Linked DNA regions of Homo sapiens: region 1 is linked to region 2. A link is an interaction called in ENCODE POLR2A ChIA-PET data of the cell type or tissue named here. Cell type or tissue: Caco-2. All regions are shown on one strand.

What was found. Peaks named below come from ENCODE experiments on the same cell type or tissue, not always from the same donor. Only the 100,000 strongest peaks of a DNase experiment are listed, where the experiment ranks them.
Region 1: POLR2A ChIA-PET joins it to region 2 with 10 read pairs; 4 of 35 experiments call an interaction of 5 or more read pairs at or near these places.

Annotation. Positions count from the first base shown.
Region 1 is chr9:125,126,413-125,134,412 of GRCh38, reverse strand. All of the region lies in intron 2 of SCAI (suppressor of cancer cell invasion), which reads left to right. Among named protein-coding and RNA genes, the nearest start is that of SCAI, 13 kb to the left of the region's middle. In Caco-2, no CTCF peak of the experiment used is centred here; no DNase peak of the experiment used is centred here.
Region 2 is chr9:125,292,011-125,300,010 of GRCh38, reverse strand. GAPVD1 (GTPase activating protein and VPS9 domains 1) reads right to left here. Exons shown (of 28, transcript NM_001282680.3): 3 at 4,437-4,553; 4 at 905-1,121. The coding sequence starts at 1,089. Among named protein-coding and RNA genes, the nearest start is that of GAPVD1, 34 kb to the right of the region's middle. In Caco-2, no CTCF peak of the experiment used is centred here; DNase peaks (open chromatin) are centred at 2,750 and 3,060.

The DNA.
Region 1 (8,000 bases), 170 kb after region 2:
TTTCTAGTTCTGGGTTCTAGGGATATAGATATGAGTGAGGTGGCCGTTGTTGGGGAAAATCTCATGTATTAATGGGAAGACAGACACTGAAATATGAGACAGTGTAATGACTTTGTATATATACAAAGGTTTACACAGTACATACAAAGGGTTTATAGGAATTCTGCATAGTGGTAGTGAGGGCAGTTTCTGCAGTCATTTATCTAAGCCCTGAAGGTTTAGAAGGTTAATTTGTTGGTAGTGTGACTATTGAAATGACAAGAGATGACAGCCTAGATGTAGACTGACTAATAATGAGGTCTTGGGTGAACTAAATTCAGGACCTGAACCAAGATAGTGCCAGAAGTGGAAAGAAAGATGTTTTTAAGAGCTTGGGCTGTGGTGTCAGACTAAGGGGTGGTTCTCAACTAAGGGGGTTTTGCCTCCTAAGGGACATTTGAGAATGTCTGGAGACATTTTGGGTTGTTACAACTTGGAGCACCTAGTGAGTAGAGGCCAGATATACTGCTACACATCCTAAAATGCATGGGACAGCATCCTAATCTAAGAGTTCCCCAGCTCAAAATGTCATTAGTTCTGAGGCTGAGAAATCTTGCATTAGAGTTTGAATCCTAGCCCTTCCAAATGTCCTCACCAATACTTGGTCTTGTGATTCTTTCTTTTTTTTTTGTTTTTTGAACAGGTCTGTAGAGGTACAGTTGGCATACAGTGAGCTGTACATATTTGAAGTGTACAATTTGATAAGTTTTGAAATACATGTATACCCTTAAAACCACCACCATTGTTTGCCATTCTGTGGGTGTACACTGGTACGTGTCATTGTGGTTTTCATTTGCCTTTCCCTGATGACTGATAATGTTGAGTATCTTTTCATGTGCTAATTTGCCATTCATATAACTTAGTGAAGTATCCAAATCTTTTGCTCACTTTTTGTCAGTTGTTTGTCTTCTTACATAGTTGTAAGAGTTCTTTATGTATTCTAAAAACAAAATTTAAAAAAGCAAAATCTTTTTTTTTTGTTTTTGAGACGAAGTCTCACTTTATCACCCAGGCTGGAGTGCAGTGGTGTGATCTCATTTCACTGCACCCTCCGCCTCCCAGGTTCAAGTGATTCTCCTGCCTCAGCCTCTGTAGGAGCTGCGATTAAGGCGCCTGCTACCACACCCGGTGAATTTTTGTATTTTTAGTAGAGCTGGGGTTTCGCCATGTTGCCTAGGCTGGTCTCGAACTCCTGACCTCAAGTGATCTGCCCACAGCGGCCTCCCAAAGTGCTAGGATTACAGGTGTCAGCCACTGTGCCTGGCCACAAATTCATTATTAGGTATGTGTTTTGCTTATGTTTTCTCCCATGTATGGCTTGCCTTTTACTTTTCTCCACAGTATCTTGAGATGCTTGCAGCTTGAATAATAGGTTGGATGGGAATGCTTTTATTTATTTATTTATTTGTGAGATGGAGTCTCACTCTGTTGCCCAGGCTGGAGTGCAGTGGTGCGATCTTGGCTTACTGCAACCTCTGCCTCCCAAGTTCAAGTGATTCTCCTGCCTCAGCCTCCTGAGTAGCTGGGATTACAGGCGCGTGCCACCATGCCTGGCTAATTTGTATTTTTAGTAGAGATGGGGTTTCACCATGTTGGTCAGGCTGCTCTTGAACTCCTGTCCTCGTGATCTGCCTGCCTTGGCCTCCCAAAGTGCTGGGATTACAGGCATGAGCCACCGCACCAGCCTGAGAATGCTTTTAATTGAGACAGCAGACACAGGAGCAAGAGCAAGTTTGGGACGGTAAGAACATGAGTTTATTTTGGCTATATGGAGCGTAAGGTGCTTCAATGAACTGTCTTTAACCAGGCGGTTAAAAATATGGGTGTTTTGCAGAGAAGCAAGATAACGGCTTCAGGTATAGATTTTAAAGCATTCAGCAAACACGTGGTGATCCAAGTCATGCAAATGAATGGAATGGATCATTGGCTCATTGATCCATTGGATCACACCTGTAATCCAATGGCTGGATGCAGTGGCTCACACCTGTAATCCCAGCACTTTGGACGGCCGAGGTGGGTGGGTCATGAGGTCAGGAGTTTGAGACCAGCCTGGCTAACGTGATGAAACCCTTTCTCTACTAGAAATACAAAAACTAGCCAGGCGTGGTGGTACGTGCCTGTAATCCCAGCTACTCAGGAGGCTGAGGCAGGAGAATTGCTTAAACCCAGGAGCTGGTGGTTGCAGTGAGCCAAGATCGTGCCACTGCACCCTAACCTGGGTGACAGAGCATGACGCTGTCTCAAAAAAAAAAAAAAGGAAAAAAGAAAAGAAAATGAATGGGATAACCTAGCGAAAGCATGTTGAGTGAAATGCAAAGAAATAGAACGTACAGTAACACGGTGTAAAAATAGACCAAACTGCTTTCTGTCTTTTGGGTGTTATCTCTTTCTCTGCAGTGTTAATCTGTCCACTGCAGGGTATTTCTGTAGGTAGCCGTCAGACAGGTAGTGTTTATCTCCAGGAGTTTAGATCTCTGTACTCTTTGCTGAGAAACAGGTTCTGAAGGTAGTTTCTTGGAAAACTAGAACATTTTTCTAATCTACACTGAAACACAGGACTATTCTAGAGTTACAGAGCTCATGGTAGGTTTGCCTCAGCAACATCCGTACAGCAAATGCAGTGGTTTTGGTAAAGCCATTTCTTGTAGCATGGTCAGTGAAATCCTAGGGCATAAAGCTAAAATTCAGTTCTGTGAAAGCAGACTCTGCAGGGCCAAGATAGCATGGTCAGTGTATGCAGCATTTTCACGGTAATATTTTACTCAAGAATGAAACCTAGAAGAGTTAAGCAGTGATTTTCAAGGGCATTCAAAAAGAGCTCATAGGTCCTGTGGGACTCATTCAAGGGCTTCCTGGAGGGTAGAGTGCCAGGAGTTGCCAGAGGGAGGTTAACAAGCCTAGCCTCAGGCGCTACTCCTATATTTTATATATGTATATATGTTTATTTTTCTTTTTTTTTTTTTTTTGAGACGGAGTCTTGCTCTGTTGCCCAGGCTGGAGTGCAGTGGCACAATCTCGGCTCACTGCAACCTCCGCCTCCCGGGTTCCAGCGATTCTCCCTCCTCAGCCTCCCAAGTAGCTGGGATTACTGGTATCTCCCATCATGCCTGGCTAATTTTTTTTGTATTTTTGTAGAGATGGGGTTTCACCATGTTGGCCAGGCTGGTGTTGAACTCCTGACCTTAGGTGATCCACCCGCCTCGGCCTCCCAAAGTGTTTGGATTACAGGCGTGAGCCACTGCGCCCAGTGCTAATAATTTTTTAAAAAAATATCTGTTTGTTAGCTGGATGTGGTGTTCTTGCACCTGTAGTCCCAGTCCCAGGTATTTGGGAGGCCGAGGTAGGAGCATCACTTGAGCCCAGGAGTGAGTTAATGCCCAGCCTGCACAATATAGTGAGACCTCTGTCTCCAAAAAAAAAAAAAAAAAAAAAAAAAAGCGGTTCAAACCAAGATCCAGATAAGGTTCATAACTTGTAATTAGTTGAGTAGCTCTTGAAGTCTTTTTTAGTCTATAGCTTTTCCACTCATTTTTTCCTGTACTATTTATTTTTTGAAGAAAGCATGTTCGTTATTAAGAGTTTTCCAGTCTTGGCCGGGCACAGTGGGTCACACCTGTAATCCCAGTACTTTGGGAGGCTGAGGCGGGCAGATCATGAGGTCAGGTCTCTACTAAAAGACAAAAAAAAAAAAAATTAGCCGGGATTGGTGGTGTGCAGCTGTAGTCCTAGCTACCCAGGAGGCTGAGTCAGGGGAATCGCTCCAACCCGGGAGGTAGAGGTTGCAGTGAACTGAGATTGTGCCACTGCACTCCAGCCTGGCAACAGAGCCAGACTCCATCTCAAAGAAAAAAAAAAGAGGTTTTCAGTCTGAATTTTTAATTTTTAAAAAAGTTGGTATATAATTTACATAGGGTGAAATTCACCTGTTTTAGTTCTTTGAATTTTGACGAACCTAGTTGTGTAATCACAACTATAATCATAATATAGAACAGTTCCATCACTCCCCAAAATTCCCTTCTGTCCCCCCGACCAATTGGCAACCACTGACCAGTTTTTCCACAGTCTGAATTTTGCTGACTTTATGACCTCATGGTATCACTTAGCATGCTTCTCTGTTCCGTTTGTGTCTTGTAAATTGATAGAGTTAATTTGCTTTTTTGTTTTAAGAATGCTTTGGCTGGACGTGGTGGCTCATGCCTGTAATCCCAGCACTTTGGAAGGCCGAGGCGGGCGGATCACCTGAGGTCAGGAGTTCGAAACCAGCCTGGCCAACATGGCAAAACCCCGTCTCTACTAAAAATACAAAAATTAGCTGGGCGTGGTGGTGGGCGCCTATAATCCCAGCTACTCGGGTGGCTGAGGCAGGAGAATCGCTTGAACCCAGGAGGTGGAGGTTGCAGTGAGCCGAGATAGCATTACGGCACTCCACCCTGGGCAACAGAGCAAGACTCCATCTCAACAAAAAAAAAGAAAAGAAAAGAAAAACTGCAGCATAGAAGTGATGTGAACTTTCATTAAAGCTTCTCTTTTTTATGTTAGGAACCCATAGTAATCGGTATCTAGATTTATGAATTCATTAGGGTTGCAAATGTTGAAATTCTAATTGTTTTGCCCATGCGTGGTGGCTCACACCTGTAATCCCAGCACTTTGGGAGGCTGAGGCTGGTGGATCACCTGAGGACAGGAGTTCAAGACCAGCCTGGCCAACATGGTGAAACCCCATCTCTATTGAAAATACAAAAATCAGCCAGGTGTGGTGGCACGTGCCTGTAATCCCATCTACTTGGTAGGCTGATGCAGGAGAATCACTTGAACCCGGGAGGTGGAGGTTGCAGTGAGCCAAGATCATGCCACTGCACTCCAGCCTGGGTGACAGAGTGAGGCTCTGTCTCAAAAAAAAAAAAAAAAAAAAAAAAAAAGAAATTCTAATTCTTTCATTCCTTCTTTTTATTTATTTTTTTTAAGTTGGAGTCTGCGTGATCTCGGCTCACTGCAACCTCCGCCCCCTGGGTTCAAGCGATTCTCCTGCCTCAGCCAACTGAGTAGTTAGGATTACAGGCGTGCACCACCACTCCTGGCTAACTTTTGTATTTTTAGTAGAGACGGGGTTTCACCATGTTAACCAGGCTGGTCTGGAACTCCTGACCTCAAGTGATCGGCTCGCCTCAGCCTCTCAAAGTGCTAGGATTACAGGCGTGAGTGCCACTGTGCCTGTCTCATTCCCTCTTCATTATTAGCTGGAATACTTCCAGAAAGAGACATTTCCCTTACTGACTGAAACAATTTTTTGAATTTTATTTATTTATATATGAGAGGGAGTTTTGCTCTTGTTGCTTAGGCTGGAGTGCAATGGCGTGATCTCGGTGCACTGAAGTCTCCGCCTCCTGGATTCAAGCGATTCTCCTGCCTCAGTCTCCCGAATAGCTGGGATTAAAGTTGTGCACCACCACACCCAGCAAATTTTTATATTTTTAGTAAGGATGGGGTTTCTCCATGTTGGCCAGGCTGGTCGTGAACTCCTGACCTCAGGTGATAGACCTGCCTCAGACTCCCAAAATGCTGGGATTACAGGCGTGAGCCACTGTGCCCGGCCTGAATTCAATTATTTATTTTTTTTTTTTGAGACGGAGTTTCGCTCTGTCGCCCAGGCTGGAGTGCAGTGGCACAATCTCGGCTCACTGCAAGCTCTGCCTCCTGGGTTCATGCTATTCTCCTGCCTCAGCCTCCCAAGCAGCTGGGACCACAGGCACACACCACCACACCCGGCTAATTTTTTGTATTTTTAGTAGAGACGGCATTTCACTGTGTTAGCCAGGATGGTCTCGATCTCCTGACCTCGTGATCCACCCGCCTCGGACTCCCAAAGTGCTGGGATTACAGGCGTGAGCCACAGCGCCTGGCCATTTTTGTATTTTTAATAGAGATGGGGTTTCACCATGTTGGCCAGGCTGGTCTCGAACTCCTGACCTAAGGTGATCCACCTGCCTCAGCTCCACAAAGTGCTGGGATTACAAGTGTGGGCCACCGCACCCGGCCAAATTACCCGTATACATTTTAGAGAAGGGGGTCTTGCTCTGTTGCCCAGGCTGGAGGGCAGTGCCACAGTCACAGCTTACAGCACCTTGAACGCCTGGGCTCAAGCAGTCCTCCCACCTCAACCTCCTGAGTAGCTGGTGCCATGTGCCACTGTGCCCGGCAGGTTTTTTATTTTTAAAAATTGTTTGTATTGATGGGTGTCTCACTTTGTTACCCAGGCTGGTTGCAAATTTCTGGCCTCAAGCAATCCTTCTGCCCCAGCCTCCCAAAGTTCTGGAATTATAGCTGTGAGCCACTCACTGCACCTGGCCTAGAATTTTTTTTTTTTTTGAGATGCAGTCTCACTCTGTTGGCCAGGCTGGAGTGCAGTGGTGTGATCTCAGCTCACTGAGACTTCCACCTCCTGGGTTCAAGCAATTCCCCTGTCTCAGCCTCCCGAGTAGCTGGGACTACAGGAACGCACCACCATATCTGGCTAATTTTTGTATTTTTAATAGAGACAGAGTTTTGCCATGTTGGCCAGGCTGGTCTCAAACTCCTGACCTCAGTTGATCCACCCACCTCTGCCTCCCAAAGTGCTGGGATTACAGGCGTGTGCCACCTCGTTCGGCCGGAAAAATCTTAAATGGAGCAGCTTGTTTGGAACTTTCTTTGAAACCACCAATATTACTTATTTGCAAAAGATATCCATAGGTTAGTACATTAATTGACTGTATAGCACATATGAATCTTACCTCATGAAATCAGGTAAGCAAAAAGTATTAACAATATTTTAATTCCTTTAAATGAAATCAAATTCTGCCCTTGGGGGCAGGTGTGGTGGCTCGTACCTGTAACCCCAGCACTTTGGGATTCTGAGGTGAGAGCGTAGTTTGAGCTCAGACTAGCCTGGGCAACATAATGAGAACCCGTCTCAAAAAAAAAAAAAAAAATTCTGCCCTGGGACCTTCTCCCCCTCAATTCTACCAAACTGGTTAGAAATACAATCTCAGTGATTAATAATAGAGATCCACCCCTCCTTAGAGTTATGTGAGACTCTAATAGGCTTTTGAGGTACCAGGAGAAGGGTGGAAGGTTGATTTTCAGCCTGTGCTGGATGTGACTGAGCACATTGTCTAAGAGGATATGAGGCGTTGAAGCCTGGGGATTCTGATGTACAGGCTTCAGCTTTGCTTGGTACAACACATGCCCATTTCTCTCTGAGGACTTGGGCACTGCTAGGACGTGGGGTTGCAGGTTCCCTTTTTGTGGATTCTGAAGGAATTCCTTCTTCTCAGATAAATTGCTCCCATTTTTCTTCTTATTTCTACCTAACCCCCAGCTCCCGCCAAAGGCACTCATTGTTCTACCCTTCTTCCCTCAGTATAATCTCCTCAAGGAGTTCATATTTTCAGAAAACATGCACAAACCTCCCTTGAGGCAAAGAAGCAAATAGGACTATCATCTTGGGGATTGGGAAGTACCATGATAATAAAACATCCATTGATGTCTTAATAACTTATCTGGCTACTTATATTTTCATCAGTAATTCTAGTCCCTGTAGTGGGACTTAATGATCTATCCAAAAATGATTTGATTTTCCCTTCTTTAAAAGATGGAGCTGAATTCTCCTCCCTTGAGTGTGGGCTGGACTTAGCGATGCACTTCTAGTGAATAGAACACAGGAGAAGTGATGAGATGTCTCTTCCCAGATTGGGTTTTTAAAAGACTGGTTTCTGCCTTGCATGTGTGTTCTCTCTCTCTCTCTCACACACACACACACACACACACCCACACCCACCCACCCACCTCACTTTGCGGGAGGCTAGCTGGCTAGCTCAGATTGGGTTTTAAAAAAACTGGCTTCTGCCTTGCATGTGTGTTCTGTCTCTCTCTCTCTGACTTCTGCCTTGCATGTGTGTTCTCTCTCTCTCTCACACACACAC
Region 2 (8,000 bases):
GTCTCACTCTGTCACCCAGGCTAGAGTGCAGTGGTGCGATTTTGGCTCACTGCAACCTCCACCTCCCGGGTTCAAGCCATTCTCCTGCCTCAGCCTCCCGAGTAGCTGGGATTACAGGCGTATGCCACCATGCCCCGCTAATTTTTGTATTTTTAGTAGAGATGGGGTTTCATCATCTTGGCCTGGCTGGTCTTGAACTCCTGACCTCGTGATCCACCCACCTCGGCCTCCCAAAGTGCTAGGATTACAGGTGTCAGCCACCACACCCAGCTGGAAACCTATATATTAAATAATATTAGGAGAAAAGCAGAACAGATAATTTACTCTCTACAACAACATTTTTTTTTTCTTTTGAGGAGACAGAGTCTCGCTCTATGGCCCAGGCTGGAGTGCAGTGGCACAATCTCGGCCCACTGCAACCTCCACCTCCCGGGTTCAAGCAATTCTCTGCCTCAGCCTCCCGAGTAGCTGGGATTACAGGCGCCTACCACAATGCCCAGATAATTGTTGTATTTTTAGTAGAGACGGAGTTTCACCATCTTGGCCAGGCTGGTCTTAAACTCCTGCCCTCATGATCCACCCGCCTTGGCCTCCCAAAGTGCTGGGATTATAGGTGTGAGCCACCACGCCCAGCCAACAATAACATTTTATATAGACAAAGACACAAAACCAATTGGTGTGATATAAAATGTCAATGCTTAAGTTACAATTTTCTATAAAAGTGCCTAAGTTACTTAATAATCCAAATAAACTGTATTATAAGCAAAGACTCACCTTAACATTGATGTAAATTATCTTAAATAATGCACTTTGTTGGAAACAGATTCATTTATTTATAGTTACTAATTTATTTACAGAATCATAGTGGTTCACAAAACTTAAAACCTGAAAATCATCTCTTTACCTGGTTATGATAAGCCGATCCAAATTGATTCTCTGTTGCTTCGCAATCCATGCTGTACGATACAACTTTTCAGCTGTCTTAAGTACATCTGCATTGAGCCTCTGAATGAGCTGTTTCTCAGAGTTTACATATAAGCGTTCCTGCTTGAGGTGATGAGCCAGAGTATGAATATCTAGTTTCACCATCTTCAATGTGGGAAAGGCTCAAAGGCTGATCACTAAGAGTAAAAAGATAAAGATTTAAAGTTTATGTATGTCACTTAAGTTCTTTTCTAAAATCAAAAGGGACAGGAGAATACTTTAAGAATTCAGTTACATTTGGGCAGGCGCGGTGGCTCATGCCTATAATCCCAGCACTTTGGGAGGCCAAGGCGGGCGGATTACAAGATCAAGAGATCGAGACCACCCTGGCCAACATGGTGAAACCCCTGTCTCTACTAAAACACAAAAAATTAGCCAGGTGCGGTGGGGCGCGCCTGTAGTCCCGGCTACTCAGAAGGCTGAGGCAGGGGGATTCCTTGAACCCGGGAGACAGAGGTTGCAGTGAGCTGAGATTGCATCACTGCACCCCAGCCTGATAACAGAGCAAGAATCGTTCTCAAAAAAAAAAAAAAAAAAAAAAAAAATTAGGTTACATTTGATGCCACTTTTAACTCTAATTTTCAAATAATCTCTATCTTTTTATTACAGAAGTATTACAGGTTCAGCATAGAAAAATTGGTAAATACAGATAAGCAAAAAGAAAAAAAAGCTCACTGCTAAGGCCACCGCTTAGAGACAGGTGCTGTAAACCCTGTGTATATCCTCAAATACAATGTCTATTTGTTAACCCCAGAGTTATCCTTGACTGTGCTCTTTCTAATCACAATCAAAATATCCTGTTGATTCTATCTTCAAAATATATTTAAAATCTGACTACTTATTCCCCCCTCCATTGCTAATCACATCAATTCTCACTAGGAGGTGCATAATCACCACATCCTAAGTGATCTCGCTGCTTCCTTTCTTGTACTTCTAGAGTCTGTTCTCTACATAGCATAGTGAATTAAAAAGTCAGATCACAGCCGGGCGCGGTGGCTCACGCATGTAATCCCAGCACTTTGGGAGGCCAAGGCAGGTGGATCACCTGAGGTCAGGAGTTCGAGACCAGCCTGGTTAACATGATGAAACCCCGTTTCTACTAAAAATACAAAAATTAGTTGGGTGTGGTGGTGTACACCTGTAGTCCTAGCTACTCGGGAGGCTGAGGCAGGAGAATTGTTTGAACCTGGTAGGCGGAGGTTGCAGTGAGGTGAGATCATGCCACTGCACTCCAGCCTGGGCAATAGAGTGAGACTCTATCTCAAAAAACAAAACAAAACAAAACTTAAGTCAGATCACTTCATTCCCCTACTGGAAACCATCCACAGGCTTTATTTCATGATAGAATGAAATCTGAAGGTCCTATATGATCTACCCCTGGCTACTTCTCCAATTTCCTCTCCTACAATCCCACCCTAGTTCACACAGCTCCAGAACATCTGCCTTCTTGCTGTTCCTTGAACAGGCCAAGCATGTCCCTCTCTCAAAGTGTCCACATTTGCTGACCTCTCTGTCTGGAAGGTTATCCAGTATCTTCATTCCATTCAGATCTCTCCACTCAAACGTGTATTTAGAAAGGCCTTCTCAGACAACTCCTTCTAAAATAGAAAATATAACTTCCTAATCCCTCTTCTGGCCTTTTAAAAAAGCACTGCCCCTATCTAGCATTATATTACAGATATCTACCTGCATGTTAATCGTGCTTATTGTGAGGCTTCCCCACTAGAAGGTAAGTGACAGCAGGGCCAAGCCTTGTTTGCTTTGTTCATTCACAGCTGTAATTTCAGGGACTAGGAGACGGCCTAGTTCACAGCAGGAGTTGAATAAATATTTGCCAAAGGAATAAATGAAATCTCACTACTCTTATTTATCTAGCAGCTAAACAAACTGATACAAATAGCACACATATTTTAAAGCATTATTATTTAAGCTATGCCCTTGAATCTAGAATTTGTGCCAGATCACAAATGTTAAATCAACAACAGAAATACCTGTGGCACAGATAACAAAACATAATATTGTGTGTCTGGGCAGCAGACAGTCATCAAGTTAGCAAAAAATTTCTTGGGTTGGGCACGGTGGCTCACACCTGTAATCCTAGCACTCTGGGAGGCCAAGGCAGGTGGCTCACTTGAGGTCAGGAGTTTGAGACCAGCCTGGCCAACATGGTGAGACCCTGTCTCTACTAAAAATACAAAAATTCACCAGGCGTGGTGGCAGGTGGCTGCAATCCCAGCTACTCAGGAGGCTGAGACAGGAGAAACTTGAACCCAGGAGGCAGAGGTTGCAGTGAGCTGAAATCGCACCACTGCACTCCAGCATGGGCAACAGAACGAGACTGTCTCCAAAAAAATAGGAGAAAAAAAAAAAAAAGGCCAGGCACAGTGGCTCACACCTGTAATCCCAGCACTTTGGGAGGCCAAGGCAAGGGGATCACCTGAGATCAGGAGTTCAAGACCAGCCTGACCATCATGGAGAAACCTGGTCTCTACCAAAAACACAAAATTAGCCGGGCATGGTGGCACATGCCTGTAATCCCAGTTACTCAGGAGACTGAGGCAAGAGCATTGCTTGAACCCAGGAGGCAGAGGTTGCAGTGAGCTGAGATCGCGCCACTGCACTCCAGTCTGGTGACAGAGTAAGACTCCATCTCAAAAAAAAAAAAAAACCTAAGAACTATATGTGGCCGGGTGTGGTGGCTCACACCTGTAATCCCAGCACTTTGGGAGGCTGAGGCAGAGAATTGCTTGAACCCGGGAGGTGGAGGTTGCAGTGGGCCGAGATTGTGCCACTGCACTCCAGCCTGGGCAACAAAGCAAGACTCTCTCTCAAAAAAAAAAAAAAAGGAAGAAAGAAAGAAAGTGTTAGGATGTCTGCAACTTGTACATGGTTCAGCAAAAACATTAAGAGAATTTTTTTAAATATAGCTAAATATAAACTGTTGAACTGAGGTGGTAGGTATATAATGATCGCTGTGCTATCTTTCAATGGTTTTTGTATGTTAGAAATTTTTCATAATTAAAAAATGGGGTAAAATACTTTAGAAATTCTCAAACTGTGCCTTTCTTGCTGCTTAATTCAATGTAATTGAACAAATATATGACTGAGTTTCGCTGGAGCCTAGCCAAATCGCCTAATCTCAAGGAGCTCACAACCTAATTACAATTGAAATATTGTTCAAGATAGAAAGAGAACATAAAATGTTTTCAATGACACAGCAAAATATGAGCCAATTCATGCAATTTAGAAATTAAAGTCTTCAAACACAACTTTACGTTAAAAAATTAACACATGAGGCTGGGCATGGTGGCTCATACCTGTAATCCCAGCACTTTGGGAGGCTAATGTGGGCGGATCACTTGAGCTCAGGAGTTCAAGATCAGTCTGGCCAACATGGTGAAACCCCGTCTCTACTAAAAATACAAAAACTAGCCGGGTGTGGTGGCGCATACCTGAATGCCAGCTACTTGGGAGGGTCAGATGGGAGGATCGCTTGAACCCGGGAGGCGGAGGTTACAGTGAGCTGAGATCGTGTCACTGCACTCCAGCCTGGGTGACAGAGCCAGACCCTGTCCCAAAAAAAAAAAAAAAAAAAAAGATTGAGGAAAAGGGTTTGATAATTTAAAAAGTATACCAATTTGTTCTGCTTTTCTAAGACACCACTATAATATCAGAGGAGTTCAGGGTCACCAGGAATAGCTTAAATAAAATTTAGACATGAATAACTAAAAGTAGGAAAATTTTTACAATACTGAAGACAACAGAAAAGTACAGACATTAGGAAATAAATCAGTTTGTTTCCTGAAAAGTAACAATAACATGACCATCAAACTAACAATAATAATATTAATATCAAACTAGCATTTATTTAGGAGTTATGCCAAGTACTCTGCTATTCTTTTTCCTAATTGAACTCTTACAACCCTGTGACAGGTGTACTCTCATTATCCTCATTTGACAGTTGAGAAAAGTATTGACATATCTAGTATGTAGCTAAGTCAAGATTCAAACAAACTCAGTTCTGTCTGACTCGAAAGAAGCACTTGCTCTCAATCAACTAATCTAAACATTTTGTCAGTAACATCTACTTTAATTTCTAGTTCTGTTAAAAATTTACTCCTTAAAGTTCCTGTTACCTATTGGTTTTTATAGAACTTTATTTGGCTTCTGATGACATCTACTTCATTTGAGTTTACACCCAAATACCACACAAAACATAGTGTCTCCAGCCCTTATCTCTTGACTGAGCTTAAATTCTTTATTTCCTCTACCTGCAAAACATCTGAATATCAAGACAGAATTTCAGAATTGAAAAGTTTATTAAAAGCCATTTCTCTCAGCACCATAGGAAAGTTTGAAAAAAAAAAAAAAAAACCATTTTAGCTGGGTACGGTGGCTCACGCCTGTAATCCCAGCATTTTGGGAGGCTGAGGCAGGTGGATCACAACGTCTGGAGTTTGAGACCAGCCTGACCAACATGGTGAAACCCCGTCTCTACTAAAAAATTCAAAAATTAGCCGGGCATGGTGACACGCGCCTGTAGTCCCAGCTACTCAGGAGGCTGAGGCAGAAGAATTGCTCAAACCCAAGAGGTGAAGGTTGCAGTGAGCCGAGATCACGCGCTGCACTCCAGCCTGGGCGACAGAGCGAGATTCCGTCTCAAAAAAAAAAAAAAAAAGCCATTTTGGCCGGGCGCAGTGGCTCATGCCTGTAATCCCAGCACTTTGGGAGGTGGAGGCGGGTGGATCACTTGAGATCAGGAGTTCGAGACCAGCCTGACCAACACTGTGAAACCCTGTCTCTACTAAAAATATAAAAATTGGCCAGGCACAGTGGCTCACGCCTGTAATCCCAGCACTTTCAGAGGCCGAGGTGGGCGGATCACGAGGTCAAGAGATTGAGATCACCAACATGGTGAAACCCTATCTCCACTTAAAAACACAAAAATTAGCTGGGCATGGTGGTGCACACCCGTAGTCCCAGCTACTAGGGAGGCTAGGGCAGAAGAATCGCTTGAAGCCAGGAGGCGGAGGTTGCAGTGAGCTGAGACTGTACCACTGCACTCCAGACTGGCAACAGAGTGAGACGCCATCTCAAAAAAACAAAAACAGAAACAAAAACTTATATATATATATATATATATATATATATATATATATATATATATATATATAAAATATATTTTTATATATATATTTTTTTATATTTCATATATAAATATAAAAATTTTTATATATTTTATTTTATATTATATATAATATAAAAATGTATATATTTTATAAAAACATAAAATATATATTTATATAAAATATAAAAATATATATTTAATATAAATATATAATATATATATTTTTATATTATATATATAATATATATATTTTTATATTATATATATATAATATATATAAAATTAGCTGGGCATGGTGGCAGCTGCCTGTCATCCCAGCTACTCGGGAGGCTGAAGCAGAAGAATCGCTTGAACCCGGGTGGCAGAGGTTAGAGTCAACTGAGATCACACCAATGCACTCCAGCCTGGCCAACAAGCAAAACTCTATCTCAAAAAAAAAAAAAGCCATTTCTCTACTTTAATTCAGCAATTATTTCTGAAATGTATTCACTGTGCCAGGCACTGACAATACAGAACAAAACAGACACAATCTCTGTCCTCATAAAGCTTAGTCAACTGTGAAGCTAAGAACAAGGAAATTACAAGTCACTACAGGTATGATGAAAGGAGACCTAAGAGTCCAATCACCCAAGATTCAAACATATCCTAGAGCATAGCAATCTCCCTTCTAAAACCAGCAACTCTTTCAGACTTTTCTATTTCTGTCATGGCACAAACAGGTTCCTAGACTCCAAACTCAGGAACCATCCTCTCCTCAGCAAGGTCTGTCACCAAGTTCTACTCTCACATTGGTCCTTTCCTTTTGAATTGTTCTGCAAATAACCAAATTCCATATCATAAATCCATGACAACTGGAAAAATTTCCTAACATGTTCCTATACTTCAAGTTTCTTCTCTCTCCAACCTACCCTACACTGTCAGATTGGTATTTCCAAAGCAACAGTTAATATAATCCTTCCCAATCCCTCCAGAATTCCTTTTGAAAGCCATTAATGATTTCCCAATAGTGCCAGAATATATTAAAACATCTGCAGAAGTCAGGAGAGCCTGTGTGCTCAATTAAGACTCCCCTTAATTAATACTCCATACTTCCAGTATCAGAAGCCAAATGGAAGCCCCAGAAAATCCTGCATGTATTTGGCAAGAAGATCTTCTCCTCTCCATTCCCTCAGCCCTTACTGCCAACCCCATCAAAATCTACCCTGGACCAGCCGGGCGTGGTGGTTCACGCCTGTAATCCTAGCACTTTGGGAGGCCAAGGCAGGCAGATCACTTGAGGTCAGGAGTTCAAGACCTGCCTGGCCAACATGGTGAAATCCCTCTAGTAAAAATACAAAAATTAGCCGGGCTTGGTGGTGCACACCTGTAATCCCAGCTACTCAGGAGGCTGAGGCAAGAAAATCACTTGAACCCGAGAGGCAGAGGTTGCAGTGAGCTGAGATCACAACACTGCACTCCAGCCTGGGTGACAGGGCAAGAGTGTCTAAAAAAAAAAAAATCTACCCTGGACCACCAAGTCTTAGTTTAGTCTGCCCTTTATTTCTGTTCATGTCAATCATAATAAAGTCAGAACTTCCAGGTCATCCTTTATCCTGCAAAACCAAATCTCTAAACAGCTTTGTGTTTCTTTTGTTGTTGTTGTCTTATGGTTTTGTTTTGTTTGCTGAGACAGGGTCTTGCTGTCATCCAAGCGGAGTGCAGTGGCGGTATCATGGCTCACTGCAGCCTCTATCTCCCAGACTCAAGCAATCCTCTCACCTCCGCCTCCCGAGTAGCTGTAGTTATATGACACTACAGCCAGCTAATTTTTAAAATTTGCTTTTTGTGGAGACAGAGTCTCACCATGTTGCTCAGGTCTCAAACTCTTGGGCTCAAGCAATCCTCCCAC